Regions from separate parts of the Mus musculus genome. Here regions 2 and 3 are each linked to region 1. Evidence: chromatin loops called from intact Hi-C (ENCODE). Cell type or tissue: gastrocnemius. All regions are shown on one strand. Each heading gives the region's core, and the rest is flanking DNA. Links, peaks and the distances in the headings are about the cores only.

Region 1 (6,855 bases), core at 2,170-4,669:
CCAGTGCCGTTTGTGGAGCAAAGGGAGCTGTAGATAATAGAAAAAGAAATGGAGAGTTACTGGTTCCAAATATTTTAATGTGTGTAACGATGTCACCCAAAACTTTGACGCTTTTGTTTTCCACGTCGCTAGATACCATTGAAAGGTGTAGATGTTCCACTGAGGAATCAACCTGAGGGCTCTGCAGTTTTTAGGCATCAAAGACTTGTCTGTGTCTATCATTTATGCCTGACTTTGAAGTCCTTCGGGGCTCTCTGTGTGGGAGAAGCAGGCACGGGAACTTTGAACAGCTTGGGGGGATGGGACTCCAGGTGCTTTGCCTGTCTGTCATTGTGTCTGTAATTAGGTATTTTTCTTTTTTCAAATAATGATGAGGGCTGGAGGAGACTAACATTTCTTTCTTTGCTATTTCGAGCCATTGAGCCCTCTATGAACTTTGTCTTCGGCTGTACAATGTGACCAACCCAAGGATAAGTTCAACTTTACTTTCAAGTATACATCCAAATGTGTTAAAGGCAGGAGTGGACGTTTTAACTTCTGGTTAGTGTTCCTATGGTGGGATTCTTGTGAGATTGTCTCAGGATCTTAGCAGAAGGCAGTTTGCTGTTTTCCAAACTGGCTCATCAGCACCAAAATGGGGATGAACTGTTCCTTGAAGGTTGTAGGTGATCAGAATCCATCTTTCTGGCCTCTCTCTTTCTTGGTCATTGAGACAGGGATCATGAAACTCTATATTACAATAACCACTTGACTTGGGAGCTGGTTCTGTGGTTAAAGTACTTACCATACAAGTATGAGCATCAGCGTTTGGATCCCCAGAAACTGGAATCCCTAGAATTCATGTAAAGCACCCACCTGTCACCCAGGTTCTCCAGGAGTGCAGACAGGAGAATCCCAGGAAACTCAAGGGCCAGGTTGTTTGCTTCAAGCATCAACTGGGAGAAAGTGGAAGGCAGGGCTCAACACCCAACATTGTCCCGTGGGTCCACACACTCATACAAACTCACATCATTCAGTCACAGAGACATACATCATACACACAAACACACATCATATACACATTATACACATATCATACACACTAACACACATACACACCAACACATATCATACACACGTCATACACACAACAGATTAAAACAAACAAAACAACTACTTAAAAAGCCAAGCACACGGGAGCTGGAGAGATGGCTCAGTGTGGTTAAGACCCTGCTGCTCTTACAGAGGACTTCCCACGTGGCAACTCACAAACATCTGCAACTAGTCCTAGGGTACCTGCCACCTTCTTCTGATTTGGGCATTAGACACGACACATGAGTGGTGCAAATACATAGATGTATGCAATACATACATACATATAATACACACACACACACACACACACACACACACACACAATCAAACAAACAAATAAAAGCCAAGCACAGTGGCCCACAGTGCCAGCACATGGGAGATTCTGGCTGATCAGGATCAGGAGTGTAAAGCTATACTAGTGAGTTATGTGAAATAAAATGCAAACTTCATGTAAATGTGTTTTAGAGACGAAGGCTGGTAATTTTTCCTTTTCTTCTTTCCTTTTTTTTTTTCCGGGGGGGTGAACTGTTTCTGAGGATTGAGCTTAGGACTGTCTGTGTTCTATCACTAGCCCACTGAACTAGATGTCCCCTCCCATCCCCATTCCTTAGTAGGTGTTTTCAGCCTTCTTAGGTTGATATAATGGTGATGATGATGATACAAAATAGAGTTGTGTGTGATATTGCATGCCTTTATCTCAGCACTGGGGAGGCAGAGGTAAATGGATCTCTGAATAAGAGGCCAGCCTGGTCTACAGAGAGAGTTCCAAGACAGCCTGGTATGCATAAGAGATTCACTATCTCAAAAACCAAACCAAACCAAACAAACAACCAAACAAAGATGGCCACCTGCCTCTGCCTCCCAAATGCTGGGATTAAAGGTGTTCACCACCAGGGTCAGCTAAATGAATAAAACACTGGGCTGGAGAGATGGCTCAGCCTGTAAAGGCTAGGCTCACAACCAAAAATAAAACATTCATGTGATTCACATGAAGATCACAGCCTTGCTCATAGTACTGGGCACATAGTGAGACAGCTGTTATTATGACAGGCTGAGGTGAAGAGACGATTTTGTCATTTTTATTATAGTAATTCTTAAGGCAAGATAAGTATAACAGCTAAATATCAAAACAACAGTGGAGAGCACAGTTGAGAACTGTAGTTAGCAAAAAAAAAAAAAACCAAAAAAAAAAAAAACAACAAAGAACTGTAGTTAGCTCATTACTCTCTGTCAAATTTGTCTGGAAAGGAAGGATTACAATCTGTCAGGCTTGTTGACTTCCTTGAACTTAAAGAAACGTTATAAATGCCTTACACTTGCGCATTTATTTGTTGATTTTTTTTTTTATTATTACAAGCTTCCTGCCCACACTGGACTTGCTGTTCACAGTCATCCCCATTCTGACTAATAACAACAAGTCCTGCGTTACTATTACAAGGAAACTGCATCTTTAATTTACATACATGATTTCCTTCCATGTCTCAGATCTTAGATCTGAAAGGGCTGGGAAGTGATGAAGCTCACATTGACCTTTGTGTCAGTTCTGAGGCCAGTGGGACAAGATGTGAAACAGAAAGGGAAGGAAAGCAAGGAGCTGGGTGGCTCTGGGTGACTATGAAGTCTAGTTCCCTCTCATAAATCACGTAGAAGACCGGGGTAACGACGTGAGTGTTCTAATAACAGGTCTAGCAAGAAGCCCTGCTTTGGCTTTTTATCATCTTCCAGAACTTAACAGAGAAGGGAACCACAGATTTTTTTTTTAAGGTGGTAGTAATTATACAGCAATGTTGCTTCCAAGGTGGATCTCTTAGAAACACTAATTTGCTTGGACAATGTTGTAAGGAAGATCTGTGTAAATATTGATCTATTTCACCAACTTTCAAACTTTTCATTGTTTTCTAAAACAAATGACAGTTTCTGCTATTTATCCAGTGCCTAAAATTTTGAAGTATTTTGTCTACATAGGTCAAGATATTTATTTTTAATTTAAAAACCGTGTGTGTATTCACGTGGGCGGGCACACGCGCCATAGAACGCGTGTTGAGATCAGAGGATAATTTGCAGGAGTCAGTGCTCTCCTTCTACCGAATTTAGGTTGCCAGGCTAGGTAGCACGATGGCCCTAATTATTTAAATAATACATTTTTTCTCACCATTTTAAAAAGAACCAACCATTCAGAGGCTTTCATTGGGACGTGAAAATGCACGGTTACCATACTGGTTTCGTGAAGCCAGCCGACTAAGACCAGGGCAGCTGGTCCGCAGCCTTAGAGCCTCATCGAATTTGCATAATTAACAATATCGTCTTCAGTTACATTTTTTAGTTTTCAGTGTTCTCGGTGACGAGAAGCGAGAACCTGCGACAGGAGCATGATAAAAACAAATGACTTCCAGGTAGCGTACTTAAAGCTCCTATCAGGTATTCCGGGAGGAGCTTTTTCCGGTCTCCGAGGCGCGAGGATTTAGCCCCGCCCCCAGCCCCGCCCCCGCAAAAGATGCATTCCCAGACCGGAAAAGGTTCTTGCTGCAATCCTATAGTCAACCACAGGGAGGCGACAGCGGCTTCGCTAGAAAAGAGGGGCTCCCCAATGGCGGAAGCGGAAAAGGCGGGACTTACGAAGCACGTTCAGTCAATCACTAAGAGTGAGGCTGAAAGGTGGCTGTTCTCTACGCTTATCGGCCGCCCGGCTGCTTGTGAAGTTCCAGCCTCATGGCGGAGATAATTCAGGAACGTATAGAAGATCGAATCCCGGAGTTGGAACAGCTGGAGCGCATCGGACTCTTCAGTCACGCGGAGATTAAGTGAGAGAGGATCAGGGAAGAGGAAGGAGCGGGGAGGCCGGAGGGGAGCTTGAGGCCAGTGTGTGGCGGGGACCGGCGTGCTGACTTTTCTGAGTTTGTTTGTAGCTACCATGCTAGCAGAGGGAAAAGTCCGTGGCTGGAATTTGACCACGGTCAGAATTCAACTTTAACGTATTGCAATGCGATCCATAATCAGTCCGTTTACCCTTCCTACTGACCGTCATCCAATGGTCAGGGTCTTGCGGCCGTAAAGGTGATCCAGCCAGGATCCTAGCCCGTCAAGGATACTGGGCAGTGTGAATGGCGGGAGAATTCCGATTAGAAAATGGTTATAGTTTAAAAGTTTGGGGTATACAGCTTTAGATAGTCGAGTACAGCGCCACGGAAGCCCAGGGGGAGTGGGTAGGTCTCCCTAACTAAACTTATAGACTGAAGACCATTCAATTCATTTCCTATGCTTCTTTAGCGCTCTGCCACAGGGCACGGAATATAGTTGGCATTTGGTAATTTGGTAAAATCAGTTACTTTTAGTGATTTTCTGTAACAGTTTACTTTTCTATGACTCTAGATAAAAGTGCAGTAGTAGTGTGAGTGTAGGATCCGCAAAGAAAAACGTTAGGAAACACCGCGAGGACGCTTAGAAAGTGCTAAATGTTGCCCGGAGTCAGGGCACCGGCCTTCAATCCCAGGACTTGGGAGGCAGAGGTGGGCGGATCCCTGTGAGTGCTACCTGTCTGGAAAAACAAGGGGGGCGCGGTGCTAAATGTGTTACCATTCTTAAATATTGTCTTGAGTATTCTGTTTTTCTTAGAACACATGTATGCTCACTCCTTTGTCGTAATATTTAGTTAGAGACAATTTAGGTTTTAAGAATTTACATGCTGAAAATAGACCCAAGATTTTAGGATAGAGATTTGGTTAACAAAAACCTAAGCATTGAAGCTAAGAGCATTGCAGAGTGCTTGCTTAGCATGCCAACGCCTTGAGTTTGATTCTAGAGAATGTATACATACACACACACACACACACACACACACCCCAAGACAAGCCCCTAAGTAGCCTAAATTTGGAGGAGAAATCTTTGTTAGTATGTATAAATAATAAAAAGCATTAGGCATTATTTACTTTGCTGGTGGGAACAGTAATGATCTTGGCAACTGAGGTGATTTTCCTGAAAGTTTAAAACTGTATGTGGATGTTCTTAACAGCATAGAGTAAGTGTGTAACAGCATAGAGTAAGTGTGTAAGAGAATGCGTGCTTTGCCTGTGGAAGATAACTGTGTTCAGGAACTAGATGTTCCTGTTAAATGTCCGTTTTCGGTATATCCCAAATAAAAATCACATTTAACCTCTCAAATGTCACAGTGTAATTTGCTCTCTCTGCAGGGCTATCATCAAGAAGGCTTCCGACCTAGAATACAAAATACATCGGAGAACCCTTCTCAAGGAAGACTTTATCAACTATGTTCAAGTGAGTGAGTCTATAGCTTTTTAATTCCCTTCAAGAATTTTTTTTTTTTTTGGTTTTTCGAGACAGGATTTCTCTGTGTAGCCCTGGAACTCACTTTGTAGACCAGGCCGGCCTCGAACTCAGAAATCCACCTGCCTCTACCTCCCAAGTGCTGGGACTAAAGGCGTGCGCCACCACGCCCAGCTCCCTTCAAGAATTTTAAATCAGACAGTGGTGAGCTTCACAGCAGTTTTCTACAGAAATCCAGAATTCTATGATTGTGTGCACGTTTTTTAAAATTAGGATCAGAGATGACTGTGTGGAGGGCAATTGCCCAATAAGGCTTGGTCCTTGTCAGAGTGAACTATTTCCTCCTGTTGGGTCAGTAGATCAGCAACATCATTGTGTATCAGGATTTTAGCAGGAAACTTGTCTTCTGGCAGTGGGCCTGCTAGAGGAGTTTGACAACGGCAGGCGGTTGGAAGGTCTGTAGAGGGCTTGCTTAGCACTGTCAACCTGCAAAAGAGGTTTGCTTTGAGATTTTTTCCATCTTCTAAATGGACAAGAGATTGATGTTGAGATTAAACATATAGGATGAATTGTCAAAGGAGGGAGAATGGCTACTATGTACAGAGTCAGACCAGAAAGATGAAAAAAAATATCTGCAGAGGCCCCAAGAGAGTGTTGGGTCTGGAAGTGTTACAGATGGTTGTGAATGTGGGTTCGGGGGACTGAACTCCCCCCCTTTTGGAATTATAGCCACTGAGCCATCGCTTCAGTCCCCAGAAAGGTAGGATGTTAGCCATGATGGTGCTGCCTAGAATCCTAACGCTTAATGAGGCTGAGGCAGGAGGATCTTGAGTTTGAGATCAGCCTGGATACACAGTGAGACTTGTCTCACAAAAATCAAAACAAAAACATAAGACTTAAAGCTTTGCTGGATCTGATGGCTTGCACTTAGAATCTGAGGCAGGAGGCATGGCGGTACAGACTTTTAGATACACTACTCAGAAAGTGAGTAGAGACAGATTTTTTTTTTTCGAGGCAGGGTTTCTCTGTGTAGCCCTGGCTGTCCTGGAACTCACTCTGTAGACCAGGCTGGCCTCGAACTCAGAAATTCGCCTGCCTCTGCCTTCCAAGTGCTGGGATTAAAGGCGTGCATCACCATGCCCGGTTTTGACATACTTCACTAGCGCCTTGAACTTCGCCCCTCCTCCAGCCTTAGCCTCTGAGGTATAGATTTGTGCCACAATTCCTGACTTAGATTTTTTTTTAATTTTTAAATTGAAAATTAGAACATGCTGCTTTAAGTAGGAAGTTGGATTAATATTATAAATCTTACAAAATCTCATGCTACTAAGTAATGTGTTGTCTTTGCTTCTTAGCTGCCTACAAGACTCTTACTATAGATGTATGTGTGTGTGTGTGTGTGTGTGTGTATGTAAATTTTATGGAACTAAGGTGAATTTTCAGGGCATTCTAGAGATTTTTTTTTTGAATTCTGGCTATTAATAACAAATTGTCTTTTAT
Region 2 (6,855 bases), core at 2,547-5,046, 340 kb after region 1:
TTCTGGCCTCTGTGAGGATGTGCACAAACCCACACCTATATGCACATAAACAGAACACAAATAAGAATTTTTTTAAAGGATCTAATGTAATCTTGATGGACTCCTCAGAGAGGGATTTGTGGGTGTATCAGGAGCTTTGGTATTTGTGTCCTTTAAATGAACAGTCTGCACTCATGGGGAGCCAGCGTGGTGGTACACGCCTTTAATCCCAGCACTCAGAAGGCAGAGGCAGGAGGATTTCTGAGTTTGAGGCCAGCCTGGTCTACAAAGTGAGTTCCAGGACAGCTAGGGCTACACAGAGAAACCCTGCCTCGAAAAACAAAAAACAACTCTTCCCTAAAAAAAGCATTGGCACCTATTTCAGAACCTGCAGTCATTCAGACTCGGAGGCAGCATATCTATCTCTCTCTCTCTCTCTCTCTCTCTCTCTCTCTCTCTCTCTCTCTCTCTCTCTCCCTCCCTCCCTCCCTCCCTCCCTCCCTCCCTCCTTGGGTCCTGCATCGCATTCCACCAACCATGAGCAGAAAACAAAATGCTGGAGGTGTAGCTCAGTGGGAGGGGCTGTGCTTAGCATATGCTAGGCCCTAGGTTCAAGATGGTTCCCAGCACCAAGCCACAACAGCCAACAGAGCAATGACAAAGTAGCCATGTTGAACATACCTGGACTTGTTTCTTATTTCCTTGCCCTTGCTCCTAAACTGTGAGCTATGGTAGGTATTTGCATAGCATCTGCATTGCTTTAGGTATTACAAGGAACCAGGAGATGATAACAGGGACATGAGAGGTTATGACTGGGCTACATGCAAATACCATGCCATTTATACCCGATGCTTGAGCACCCACGGGTTTAGGTGTCCTTACTGGTCCTGGAACCAATCCTCTGCGGATACCAAGGGCTGGTTTTAATTCAAATCCACTGCCATGGTTTGAAAACAGTCAGAAGGGCTGGGTGTGGTACTGCACTCAGGAGGTAGAGCAGGCTGACCTCTGGTCCACATAGCCAGGCTAGTCAAGGCTAAATAAACAGAGAGACCCTGTCTCAAAAAGGGGGTGGGTTGGAGGTTAGGGTGAGAACGCATTTATCAAACGGACATGCTTGTATTCTAATAAAACTTTATTTATAAAAAATTCTTGATAGGCTCAAATTTCTCCATCTGTGTCTCTCTGCTTTCAATCAAGTCTTTAATCCATCTGAGATGAGGGGCAGAGGTCTACTCTTCTTTTTTTCTGTATTTGCTATCCAATTTTCTCAGCGTCATAAAACAGAGTCACTTCTCTTTCCACCTTTGTCAAAGGCGAGGTTGGCTGCCAATATGTGGACTTATTTCTGGGCTCTCTGTTCTGCTCTATTGCGCTGGCTGCCCATTCTCATGACAGGGCCACGCCTCTTTGCTTACTGTAGCTTTGCAGAGTATTTGGCTACTGTCAGGGGACAGACTAAGGCACAAGCATGATTACTGCATGGCATTTGTTACTTCTCAAGATTATAGCAAAGTATATGTGTCAACACTACAGAATAACAAGCGGTAATGAGTTGTTCTTGGTGGAACAAGGGAGGGAGAAAGCCGGGAGGAGGAGACTGCAGGATATCAAGGTTTGGGGACGGGGAGTAAACAGTACTTGTATATTATACAGTTTTGGTATAGTTGGTAAAATATAATTAGTACAGTCTTCTTGGCTTCTTATATTAAAAACAAAAAATGCAAAACTATTAAAAATCTACTTTGAAAAATTTTATTTTATATGTTTTGCCTATATGTTTACATGTGCACCACATGCGTGCAGTGGCCACAGAGGTAGGAAGAGGACACTGGATTGTCCGGGACTGAGGTTAGAGATAGTTGTGAGCTGTCATGTGGGTGCTGGAAACCAAATCTGGATCCTCTGGAAGTGCCACCAGTGCTCTAACCACTGAACCATCTCTCTAGCTCGAAAGATGTATATTAAGCTGGATTGGTGGCTCGTGTCTATAATACCAGGATTGGGAGATTGAGGCAGAAGGGTGACTGTTATTTCAAGGCCAGCCTGGGCTACATAGTGAGTGCTAGGACAGCCTGGGCTTCACACTGAGTTCAAAAACTGGTAGAAGCAGAGTGAGACCCTGTCTCCAAGCAATAATAGCAACAAGATATCTAGTCTTCTAGATGCTTAGAGAAACCCCGAGGACACAGGTGCTGCCTGCTGTGAAGGAGAGGAGCTCAAAGGGGCTCTGCCACTGTCATCACTGCCTCCCACAGTACAATGGAACCTTCTGGAGAGTAAGACTGAGCAGTGATGGCTCCCAGGCCTCCAGGAGGCCCAGCGCAGATCCTTCTCTAGGGTGGAGCAAAGGGGACCCAGAGAAAGAAATGCCAGACAGCCTGTGACAATCAGTGGGCAGAACAGATGGCCCAGAAGAAAGACAAACATCACAAAGGCCCAGAACCGAGACAGAACACGGCTTTCCCATAATGTAAGTAGATGGGAGGGGGAGAGATCGGTCATCGGTGGGGAGTGCTTGCTGTTCAAGCATGAGGTCTGGGTTCAGCTCTTAGATGCTAACACCCATGGAACAGACTGGACACAATCCCAGCCACACCGGTGACCCCAGGTTCAGCGAGCGACCCTGCCTCAAAGGGATAACAGGGAGATAGAGGCAGCACTGCATGTCCTCTTTTGGCCTCTACTATACACATGCATGTTGACACAATAAAATTAAACAAACTAGGAGAGATTTGACGTCACAAGTTTTAGGGTGTGAGACATGCTACAGTGAGAAGCAGGTGGGACCCCAGGTTCTACTTCACCTCCTGGGGGGAGGGACACTTGCTGTGGCTGTGGTGGGGGTTCCGGAGAGAGAACAGTGGGGAACTAGGAGGCTGGGGAGACAGCAGCTGTGACAAAGAGAATTATGAAGAGCACAGGAGGGGAGGCTGCAGCGTATAAGGGTACCACGGGTGACTCTTTGACCTGGGCATCTTTAGATGGATGGTAACATTAGATTCTTACACTGGCAGCCACACAGCAGGAGCAGGTGACCTGCTGCCTTCTGGTTTGATGGGTTCCCTATTAATCTTCCCACATAGGTGGATGACCAGGTACCCAGATTCTCATAGTTAGGCTTTGCCTCACTGCTTGACATGGGTGGCCACAGCCCCTAGCCAGCATGCCCTTGCTTTGATGCCCATGGGCCCATTCCTCCACAGCTCTCATTACCATAGGGACTGGGGGGCCACACAAAAGGGAAGCCAGTAGGCAGCCCTTGGAGCAGACTGGGGAGTGGTATTTGGGGGTGGTGGTGGTGGAAGCTTGTCCTGGAGACACCATCCCTGGATATCTTCTGGCATCCTCTCACCAGACCAACATTTCCTGAACTGAGAAATATGGTCAACAGCACATGTAGCAACACACAGTGACACTTTCCCCAACAGGTGTGCCAGGCTCTGGGGACAAGGGTATGCCCCACAGTCAGCATCTAGTGCTGCACAGGAATGGTTAAATAAACATCCAGAGTGGACTTGCCCAGGCCTGTGGTGCCCAGCACCGGCCTCCATGGGACCTGGAAGAGGAACAGATGCAGAAGCCTATGTATCCTACAGCCAACAGGAAAGCACTTTATAGTCTCAAGGTGACTCCCAACAAGCCACAAGCTGCAAGTGACATCCACACCCTGAAGGGTTCACGTCCCTCCACTGAGGGCGCTCAGCTGCAGTCCTGACATCCAGCTGTGTGCCATTCTCTACCTCCTCAATCCCAGGCTCAGATCTGTACTCCCTGGAGACACACTGCAACCCCCCCCCCCCCCACAAGAACCAGAATCTGGCTGGCTTCTTGGTCCCACACTGACCTCTAGGGGACAGCTGGAGCACAGCAAGGTGCTGGGTGCCTGGTCCACAGCATTAGGATCTGCCTCTAGCTGGCTTCCTCGGAATTCTGACTTTGATGAGCTATGGGTTTGCTCCATCTCTTCCAGGAGCTGGGATTCCGGTGAGTTCTAAGGATTCACTCTGCCTGGATGGCTCAGGGACACTCAGGAGCCCACAGGCAGGAATTGGCCCATGTCCACCAAGCTATCTGACTAAGCCAAACCAAGTCACCTGCCATGCCTAGGAATACACAGCCTCAGTGGGTGCTCTGGCCAGAGCTGTGTGGAGGATGGGAAGAGGTTTGTCTTCCTGGAAGAGGCATAACACTCACAGTCACATTCTACAGTCCTACAGGGGAGACGGGAAGAGCCAGGTTGTTGAGATTGCTGGCTCCGTCTTTCTGCCTCTCTGGGACCTCTGGATTTTGGGAAAACAATACAACAAGACCATTGCTTATAAAGAATTCCCTCTTGAGGGTCAGGTCCTCCGAGCCTACTTCCCCTCTTTGCTAAATGCACCATCTTTTCTGGCTGTGGTTGAGACAGTACGGATGCCACGGAAGCTGCTGGAGCCCATGGAACATGTCCCTGCTCCTGGGTACCCCTGGGGTTCTTGGCCTCAGTGCATCTCTGTTCTCCAACTTCTCACTGCAAGCTTCGTTTTGACATGTCTTTGAAACATTGGACCTCAAGGGTGAAGGGGATGCAGAGACTCGGATGATTGTGGATCCCTGATTTGTCCTTGCATTAAATCAGACCTAGCCTGGCTGGGCAAGTCCTGCTTTTTGGCCAAGAAAACTGAGGTTCTGAGATGTTGAGGGGAACTTGCTGAAGTTGTATGGGTAGTCAGTGGCCTTAGTGAGGTGCGGATCCCATTTTTAAATGACGGTACCGCCTACTCATTCTGCACCCTCCACAAAGGCTGGGCCCAAAAAGAGTCCAGGGCCACTTAGTGTCAGCCCCACATTGGGGGTTCTCTGTCCCAGGTCTGGTTCCATTGGTCCTGAATGCATTCATGGACCGGACACAGTAAAACAGTTCTGGAGCCCTCAGCGCTGGCCTTACACACACTTGGAGCCTGGTTATCCAGGTCTACCCCTAACGGTTCTCAAGCTGAGCACAGTCTGGAACCAGACTTGTACCCTGGCCCCACAGCGGCTGGACGTTTAGTCTCTGTCATCTTCAAATTGTTAGACAAAATTTACAGGTTCCCTTTGTGAGGAGCAGGCATCTGCACTAAGCAGACTGGACAGAAAGAGCCTTGCTCATGACAGTGTCTCGTGCCACTAAGACGGAAACTAAACTGCTATGTGGAAATCAGGAGGGTCTTAGCTGGTACGGTAAGGGAGTCTCCTGCTACCTTAACCCTTTCAAAATAGCAGTTTGATGCTGGCCAATCAGCTTTTTGTTCCTGTTATTCAGTTTCTTTATTCCTGTGATAGCAACACTATGTTTTAAGTTTAAATTACTGTGCTTAAGAGAAATATAAAGCAGAAATGCTTCACCAGGGGGTAGTGCATGCCTTTAATCAGGAGGCAGAGGCAGGGGGATCTCTCTCAGTTTGAGGGCGTTCTGGTCTACAGAGGGAGTTCCAGAACAGTCAGGGCTACACAGAGAAACCCTGTCTCTAAAAAACAAAACAAAACAAAACAAAACAAAACAAAACAAAAGCCTGTAACCTGTAAGGTCCACTTGCTCAAGGACAGATAACTTCCTGAAATGCTGTAGTTTATGTACGATAACAAACCACACATTTTCACTTCTGTAAACAAGCTTGGTTGCCCCAACTGCACAGGATATGCACTTGATCATGGGTAGGCGGAGGAGGTACATAGGCAGGAAGTACGTCAGGATATATGCCTGCCCCTGGTTGGACAAAGGCAGGAAGTTTGTAGCCTCGTGAGTTTTGCCTTTATAAACTCCTGACTAATGGAATTCGGGGGCCATTCTCTGAGCTTGAGTCTCAGGAATGGTCTTGGCCAGTATATTTTTTTAATTAATTTATTTATAATATATACAGCATTCTGCCTACATGTATGCCTGCAAGCCAGAAGACTTCAATATAGATAGTTATGAGCCACCATGTGGTTGCTGGGAATTGAAATCAGGACGTCTGGAGAAATAGCCAATGCTCTTAACCTCTGAGTCATCTCTCCAGCTCCCCGGTCAGTATTTAATAAACCCTGTTGTATTAGAATTAAGTCATCGTCAGATGGTGAATCTCTGAATGACCAGATCCGTTACTGTTCCCACCTTACAAAACCCACTGTCCTGTTCCTGCCCTAGATCTTGTGTTAGTCCTGTTGTCAATGAAGGACTCGAGGAAGAGAGGGAGGGAGGGAGGGAGGGAGGGAGGGAGGGAGGACGAACTTATCTTGGCTCATGGTTTCAGAGTCTCACTGGGATCCATTGCTTGGAGACTGAGGTAAGACAGAGTAACACGGCAGTAGGAATGTGTGGTAGAAGCGTCATACCTCATGGTGGGGAAGGGCAGGGTGGTGGTGGTGGTGGTGGTGAACCTGATCTACCGACTTTTCCCTTTCTTGTCCTTTCATTCCGTCTGACAGGATGGCGGGGCCTGTATATTCAGGGCACATCTCCTTTTAGTTAACCCTCTCTGAAAACACCCTCCCCAACCCACCCTGAATGGCCTTTCCTAATCTTCTAAGTCAGTGTTTCTTACCTGTGGGTTCTGACCCTTTTGGGGACACATATCAGATCCTGTATATCAGGCATTTACATGACAATTCATAACAGTAACACAATTACAGCTATAAAGTAGCAATAAAATGACCTCATGGATGTGAGTGTCACCACAACATGAGGAAAGGGTCCTAGTACTAGGAAGGTTGAGAACCATTGTTGCAAGTATGTCTCAATCTGATCAGGCTCAATTATGAGAACCTAGGTAAATAATCTAACACCAGGATATACTCAGCCCGCATAACTGCAATCTTCAACTGAATTGATACACTTCTGTCTCTTGATAGTGCCTTAGCTTTCTCCGACAC
Region 3 (6,855 bases), core at 2,390-4,889, 280 kb after region 1:
CCCTGATGTCCTTCAGTAGTGTCAGACAGAGGTTGAGAAGAAGCTGTCTGTCCAAACAGGAGCTAAGCCCACCCTCTTCAAGAAGAGAATTCTACAATGTAAGGCATTTACAGTATATAAGACAGGCTAGGGGGCTAGAGAGATGGCTCAGCTGTTAAGAGCACTGACTGCTCTTATGAAGGTCCTGAATTAAATCCCAGCAACCACATGGTGGCTCACAACCATCTGTAATGACATCTGATGCCCTCTACTGGAGTGTCTGAAGACAGCTACAGTGTACTTACATATAAATAATAAATAAATCTTTTTTTTTAAGGCAGGCTAAATTTCCACAGTAGAAAACTTGAAATTTTGTAAATTCAGAAACGAAAGTCATTCACTTGTCCTTCCTATTTAATTAATAAACTTGCTTTTGTTTATCTTTAAGACAAAACTCTCATGTACCCTAGGACGGCCTCAAAGTTGATGATGTAGCAGAGGATGACCCTCTTTTCTCTGCAGCCTGCGTGCTGGGATCACAGGTGTGTGCTACCATACCCTGGTACGTCTTCTCTGTAGGGAAATACGTCAGGGCTCCTGTGACTGCGATCCAGCCCTGACTGCCATCACTCTGTGAACCCAGATCTTGCTGGGACCTGCGGCTCACCTCGTCCAGCTTCTCGGTCTGTGACTTGAGTCGAGCCACTGTCGTTCTCAGATCTGTGTTCTCTTCCTCCAACTGCTGCACCCTGGGAAAGAAAGATGGCATGGCTCAGAGACTCTGGAGCAGAAACGGCCTTAGAGAGGAGGCATCTGACAACCAGCCTCTGCTTCCAGGAGAAAGAAACTACCACCCAAGAGAAAATGGAGACAAGAGTAAGAAAATGTCTCACAGGATAACTCAGGTCCAGCGTCCCCGATCCAAAAATCCCAAATGTTCCTAAATCCAAGGCTTTTTAAGCACTAACGTGATACCACAAGCCAAAATCCTGTATACCATGAAATGGCTTCATGTGCGGAATTATTAGTGCCTTTAATTCTGGCACTCGGGATACAGAGGCAGGAAGATCTCTGTTGAGCTCGAGAACAGCATAGTTTACATAGTGAGTTCCAGGGTGGCCAGAGTAACATGAGACAGTCTCAAAAATATGTATGTATGTATGTATGTATGTGTGTGTGTGTGTGTGTATATATATATATATATGTATGTATGTATGTGTGTGTGTATATATATATGTATGTATATGTGTGTGTGTGTATATATAAAACTACTTTCAGTCCTTAAGTTACTTTTTAACTGTGTGTGAGTTCAGTGTGTTGTGCATGTACGGGGGGGTAGTGTACATGGGTCACATTGAAAATGAGTTTGACAGAATTTTCAAATTATTTGAGACAGAATCTTTTATTAGTTTGCCAGACCAGCTGACCCTCCAACTTCTGGGGGTTCTCCAATCTCTGCTGCAGATCACTAAGGTTACAGAACACACTGCTGTGTTTGGTTTTATGTATGTTCTGGAGACGCGAATTCTGTATGGCACTTTACCCACTGAGCCATCCCCCTGGCACCATCAGCTATTTTAAAAACAAAGGAGCCGGGTGTGGTGGCGCACGCCTTTAATCCCAGCACTCGGGAGGCAGAGGCAGGCGGATTTCTGAGTTCGAGGCCAGCCTGGTTTACAGGGTGAGTTCCAGGACAGCCAGGGCTATACAGAGAAACCCTGTCTCAAAAAAACAAAAAAAAAAAAACCCAAAAAAAACAACAAAAAAAAAGAAAAAACAAAAAAACAAAGGAGCCAGGCTTGATTGTGTATGGCTTTAATCCCAGCACTCAGAGGCAGAGGCAGGTGGGCCTCTAAGTCTGAACCCAGCTGGTCTACAGAGTGAGTTCTAGGACATCCAGGGTTACACAGAGAGACCCTGTCTCAGAAAAAGAATGGAAGGGAGGGAAGGAAGGAGGGAGGGAGGGAGGGAGGGAGGGAGAGAGGGAGGGAGGGAGGAAGGAAAAGAAAGAGAAATGTCATGTTTAGACAGGATCCTATCTCCAAGATGTATGTATGCATAAATATATATTTCAAAATCTAAAAATTTCTGAAAGCTGGCCTTCAACATGCACACATGTGAACACACATGCACATACACAAAATCCTTCATGAAACACCGAGGAAGGCCACTTCTTGGAGGAGGAGGAGAATAGTCCTATGTCTGGTAAGCACAGGGCTCTCCCGTTAGCATCTGTAGTCTTAAGGCTATGCCCATATCTGCTCTCTATTCTCCATCCCTAGCCCTCGTCTGGAATTCGGAGTGCTCACGGCAGCTTCTCTGATCGGAGGCAATGATTCTCTATGGAGTGATTCCAGACAGCTGCCCTACAGTGACCCAGTGGGGCTGGCACTCAGATGGTTTTATAGGCAGGTGAGATGGCTACAGAATGTACAGAACCACATCTGACTCTGGCAGTGCCCTCGCCCCAGCTTCTGCCTCCTCTTTCTGGAGAAGCTTTTATCAACCTTAATGAGGCCTTGGGTACCCTAGGAAGGCCTCCAGACAAGGGCCAGGGAGGAGTCTGGACCTCCGTGCTAAGAGGTGTGAAGCTGGCTAAGGAAGTGAGGAGGGAGTATGCCAATGATGGGAAGTACCATCCATGGCTGCACACGAACCGCCCCAGGAGCTGTGGGAAGGGCAGCAGGTAAGATTACCCTCAGAGCCTGACCTTCTGTGCTCCTGCTTCAGGCCCTGTTCACTGCCCTCTCTCCTCTACCTCTCTGTTCCCAGCCACCTCTCTTGAGCCTGTAGTCATTTAAAACAGGAGTGTTTAATGTGAGCAGCCCCTTAGGACTCCAGCCCCAGAGCCATATTGCAAATAACAGCCTCGAAAGCCGTGGTTCTCAATCTGGGGGTCCCTTATCAGAGAGCCTGCATATCAGACATTCATATTACAATTCTTCATGGTGGTAAAATTATAGTTATGAAATAGCAAACGAAATAATAATTTTATGGTTGGAGGTCACAACATGAGGCACTGTAGTGAAGAGTCCACAGCCTTAGGAAGGTTGAGAAGGTGTTGGGAAAGGTGGGGAGTCTCAGGCACATGAGTTGGGAGGTCTCCTCACCAATCTCTGCTTAAACACCTGGGCCGGGGAATACCAGGACAGTGCCTGTCCCTCCAGGGGCCCCACCACGCCCAGCCAGTGACAAGACCACAGCCTCATCACAAAGCACACGATGCATGGTGTGGGGCAGGCAGAGAAGGGGATAGACGGGGTTACACAGCAGACAGAAACCCTGTGACCAGGGCCGGTACTCTTCTTCCAGCCTCTGACTTGGGTTCTAGCAAGGAAGATGCTGGTGTATGCAGGAGGCCACAGGCTCAGCTTACCCACACTCAAATTCAGGAGACGATCTGACAGCAGGGGGCGCTCCAGGCCTAGCTATGAGACCCAGCCTTCTGACCCTCCTCTGTGGCTTCCTCTGCCCAAGCACCATGGCTACCATGAACTTTCACTCTGCCTACTCCCTGAAGAACTGGCCGGTGCAATTTTATAGTATCTTAAGTAGAAATGCTAGGACGATTGGCTCAGCTTTACCGGAAACCCTCGGGGGCAGCACTACCCTCGGGGTGCAGAGGGGCGGGGCGCTGCAGGCACGAGGCCTGGTGCCCGCCTGGTGCCCACCTGGTGTTGAGCAGCTCCAGCTCTGTGCTCTTTTCCCGCTCCAGCTTGCAGTAGACCTCACGGTGTCGCCGGGCCTCCTCCTCCAGCGCCTGCTCCGCTGTGGTCTCCTGATCCTTCACCATCTCCTCCAGCTCGTGCACCCTGAGGTGGGGCGCAGACGCGTTCAGTCGGGGTGCACTCTCGTCCCATCGAACAAGGGCCTGAGCCCTGTCGAGGCCCTCAGCACACTCACTGTGATGGTGGCGGGTTCCCAGGCCTATGGGCCCTGAGCTTAGCTGACAGGTGAATTAGGGACACTGTGACATCTAACAAGAAGTGTGTCAATCACACTCCAGGGAGAAGTAGATCTAGAGAAAAAGCTCCAGAGGGGAGCGAGGCCACACGGAAGACAGTGAAGGCAGCAGGCTTGGCCACAGCTACACCAATGGCTTCCAACTCTTACCCTCTCTTTTCTATGGACTTCCTGACCAGAGCCACTCCAATTACTTAGGTCCATCCTGGCAAATGGCCATAAGAAATCCAGAGCCAGGAAGAGGTCAGGCCCCTCTGGAGTGATAACCCAATGCTGGCTACCGGAAGTCCAACAGTCCACAGTCCCTCCATCGGGCTGGGCTGGGGCATACAAAAAGGCCATGTGGGGACCCAGCATGTGGGACCAGACCCAGCACAGAGAAGTCTACCAAGTTTCTTGCATCTGGGAGGCCAGACAGCATGGGAAGCATCCTTCCCAGTCTCCCTGCTATCTGTCCTTCCCAGTCTCCCTGCTGTCCATCCGTTCCATCACCATCTGGCCACACACAGCGCCTCCTGGGCCCTCCTGCCTTCCACTCCCTGCCACAGGGGCATGTCCCCGGGAAGGGAGGTCAGGCCCTAGCACTCTAAGCCAGTGGCTCTCAACCTTCCTAATACCTTCCCCCCCTCCCCACCCCCTGCACCCATAAAATTATTTTACACTTTATAAGTGTAATTCTGCTACTGTTATAAATTGTAAGTATCTGATATACAGGATATCTGACATGAAATCCCTGCAGGGGTTGTAGCCCACAGGTTGAGAACAGCTGTTCTCACTCGGTGGGAGTCACAAGCCCTGGGGCTATACACCCAGGGGAGTTATCTAGCAGGTCTAGAATCTAGACCAAGTGGCTCAGAGCCGGAGAGACTGGGGACCCACTCTGCGCTCCCCGGGGCCACCGTGCCCCAGACCTGTGCACCAGCTGCATGTTCTCTTGCTTCAGCTTGCTCTTCAGGCCCCCGCTCGTCAGGCTGTCGTTCTCCAGTTCTGTTACCTTTTTTTCCAGGAAGCTCACCTGCAGCATGGAGGGTGGGGCAGGGTACAACAGGCTTTTGAAGGCACGGAACTGAGAATCTAGAAAAGCCCACGACAAGGATCTCCAAATGACTACGCAAAAAAGAACGCTCATATTTTGAGAGGAAGGGAGGGCCACGTGATTAGAGCCCCTCTTGCCCTGGACTCCTAGGTGGGCATAGGGTTCAAGTCCCCAGAGAGCAGCCCGGAGCAGGTCCCCCACACATCCCAGGAACGTGCAGACAGTGCCAGGGCCCACCTTCTCTGTGATGTCATTGTCACAGGAGTCGATGCTGTCACGGAACAGGTCCTCGGTGCTGCCATTACTGCTGCTGAAGTTACTGTTGTGCATGAGCTGCCTGTGGGGGTGGAGGGCACCTGCCTGCCATGTCTGCCACAGCCTGGGCCCCAACTCAGGCTACGGGCTGGGTGAGTTTTCAGTACAGGGGCTGCCAGAAAAGAGGTCACAGGAGGAATCCTCCACCTGACCACCTGACCTTCCCACCCAAACGACTTCTACTCTAAGGATGGTAGACAGGGCGCTCCCCAAGCCCGGTCCTGAGCGGAAGGGTAACACAAACAGCCATGGGCACACTAGAAGGCCCACTAAGGTTGACGAAGTGAGGATCTGAAGATGCTGATCCTACTAAGTGGGGACAGGGTGGCAAGGGCACGGGAAGGGGCTGCTCCGCCCCTCTGCTGTCTCTGAGTGGTAAGCACTCAGCTCTCTGTCTCCCAAGAGGGTCTTACCGTCCAAAGGCTGTGCTTGAGATCTTCCGGTTGGGGCTGGAGAGAGAGAGAAGGGGGACACAGTCACTGAACAGAGGGTCATGAGTACACTTCCACACCCTGCCCACTGCCCGACACTCGGGTATGATGGGCTGAAGGGACATCACTCATCACACCTCACTCAGTGAGGTGCTGCAGGAAACGCCCCAGGGGCAGCCCTGCAGGGACGCTGTACCTGACCGCACATGGGCCTTGTGCTATGGGTCCCGCCTGGCCCTGCCCCTCTGGCTGTGGCCTCACCTGTTGGCCTTCAGGTTCTTCAGCCGGGCCTCCAGGTCATTCAGCAGGTTGATCTTCTTGCAGCACTGAGAGCAGTACACGTCCAGCAGCTCGCTGTTGTAGGCATGTCGCATCTTCCTTGGGGTCTGTCCCGCACTGGACCGGGGGGGGGGGGGGCGGGGGGGGGGGGTTGGACAGGCAGGGGAGGTCACTCTCTGTGCTGCTGGCAGGCTGTGCCCCGCCCCACCTCACTGAGCTTGCTCAACCTAGTTCCCCAAGGCTCTTATTTCTATTTTGTGGCAGAGGAATGGAAATAAACCAGAGCATCCTTTTCCTTGGCTGCCAGAGATAGAGGTGTGTGTGTGAGTGAGTGTGAGTGCGTGTGAGTGCATGTGAGTGTGTGTATGTGAGAGAGTGTGTGTGAGAGAGAGAGAGTATGAGTGTATGTGTATGCTTGTGTGCATGTGTGCTACCAATTAGCAGATAGGGTCACAGGAAGGAATGACTCCGGCAGGCAGGAAGGAGCCACAGAAGGTCACTTGAAAGGTCCTTAGAACACTGAGGTTCTAGGAGGCAAGGTGACATAGACATTCCCTCACAGGGGTCTGCAGACTCCCAGGCCAATTAACTGTTTCTTCTCCAAAATAAAAGGCTTCCCTTTTATTATGTGACCCACCCCCACCCCCGCCCCAACCAGATGTAAGACGGTGGCACCCTGCCTGCCAGTAGAGCCTGGCAGTAGCCCTGGACAGAGGAAGGATGTTCTTTGCCTGTCTGGGACGAGGCTAGACTGGTTCTGACATTTTCCATGGACTGCAAATGCCACCCAGAGTAAGGGAGCACCTGGAAGACACTGAAGATCCCAGATCTGAGTAGACATTGGTTCTGGTC

What was found. Peaks named below come from ENCODE experiments on the same cell type or tissue, not always from the same donor. Only the 100,000 strongest peaks of a DNase experiment are listed, where the experiment ranks them.
Region 2: it touches region 1 in a loop (2.4-fold over the local background); 1 of 42 quality-filtered maps calls a loop at or near these places.
Region 3: it touches region 1 in a loop (2.7-fold over the local background); 1 of 42 quality-filtered maps calls a loop at or near these places.

Annotation. Positions count from the first base shown.
Region 1 is chr11:79,959,238-79,966,092 of GRCm38, reverse strand. It overlaps Utp6 (UTP6 small subunit processome component), which reads left to right and starts at 3,706. Exons shown (of 19, transcript NM_144826.3): 1 at 3,706-3,875; 2 at 5,262-5,346. The coding sequence starts at 3,784. In gastrocnemius, for the core only: a CTCF peak has its summit at 3,637; DNase peaks (open chromatin) are centred at 3,632 and 4,585; H3K4me3 peaks cover 1,913 bases; H3K27ac peaks cover 1,322 bases.
Region 2 is chr11:79,622,054-79,628,908 of GRCm38, reverse strand. All of the region lies in intron 3 of Rab11fip4 (RAB11 family interacting protein 4 (class II)), which reads right to left. Rab11fip4os1 (RAB11 family interacting protein 4 (class II), opposite strand 1) reads left to right here and starts at 5,746. Exons shown (of 3, transcript NR_003283.1): 1 at 5,746-6,009. In gastrocnemius, for the core only: CTCF peaks have their summits at 3,651 and 3,859; DNase peaks (open chromatin) are centred at 3,878, 4,018 and 4,404.
Region 3 is chr11:79,683,488-79,690,342 of GRCm38, reverse strand. Rab11fip4 (RAB11 family interacting protein 4 (class II)) reads right to left here. Exons shown (of 15, transcript NM_175543.3): 5 at 6,808-6,855; 6 at 5,986-6,120; 7 at 5,707-5,742; 8 at 5,216-5,315; 9 at 4,854-4,957; 10 at 3,651-3,791; 11 at 647-728. Among named protein-coding and RNA genes, the nearest start is that of Rab11fip4os2, 12 kb to the right of the region's middle. In gastrocnemius, for the core only: a CTCF peak has its summit at 3,392 (motif pointing right); DNase peaks (open chromatin) are centred at 3,394 and 4,278.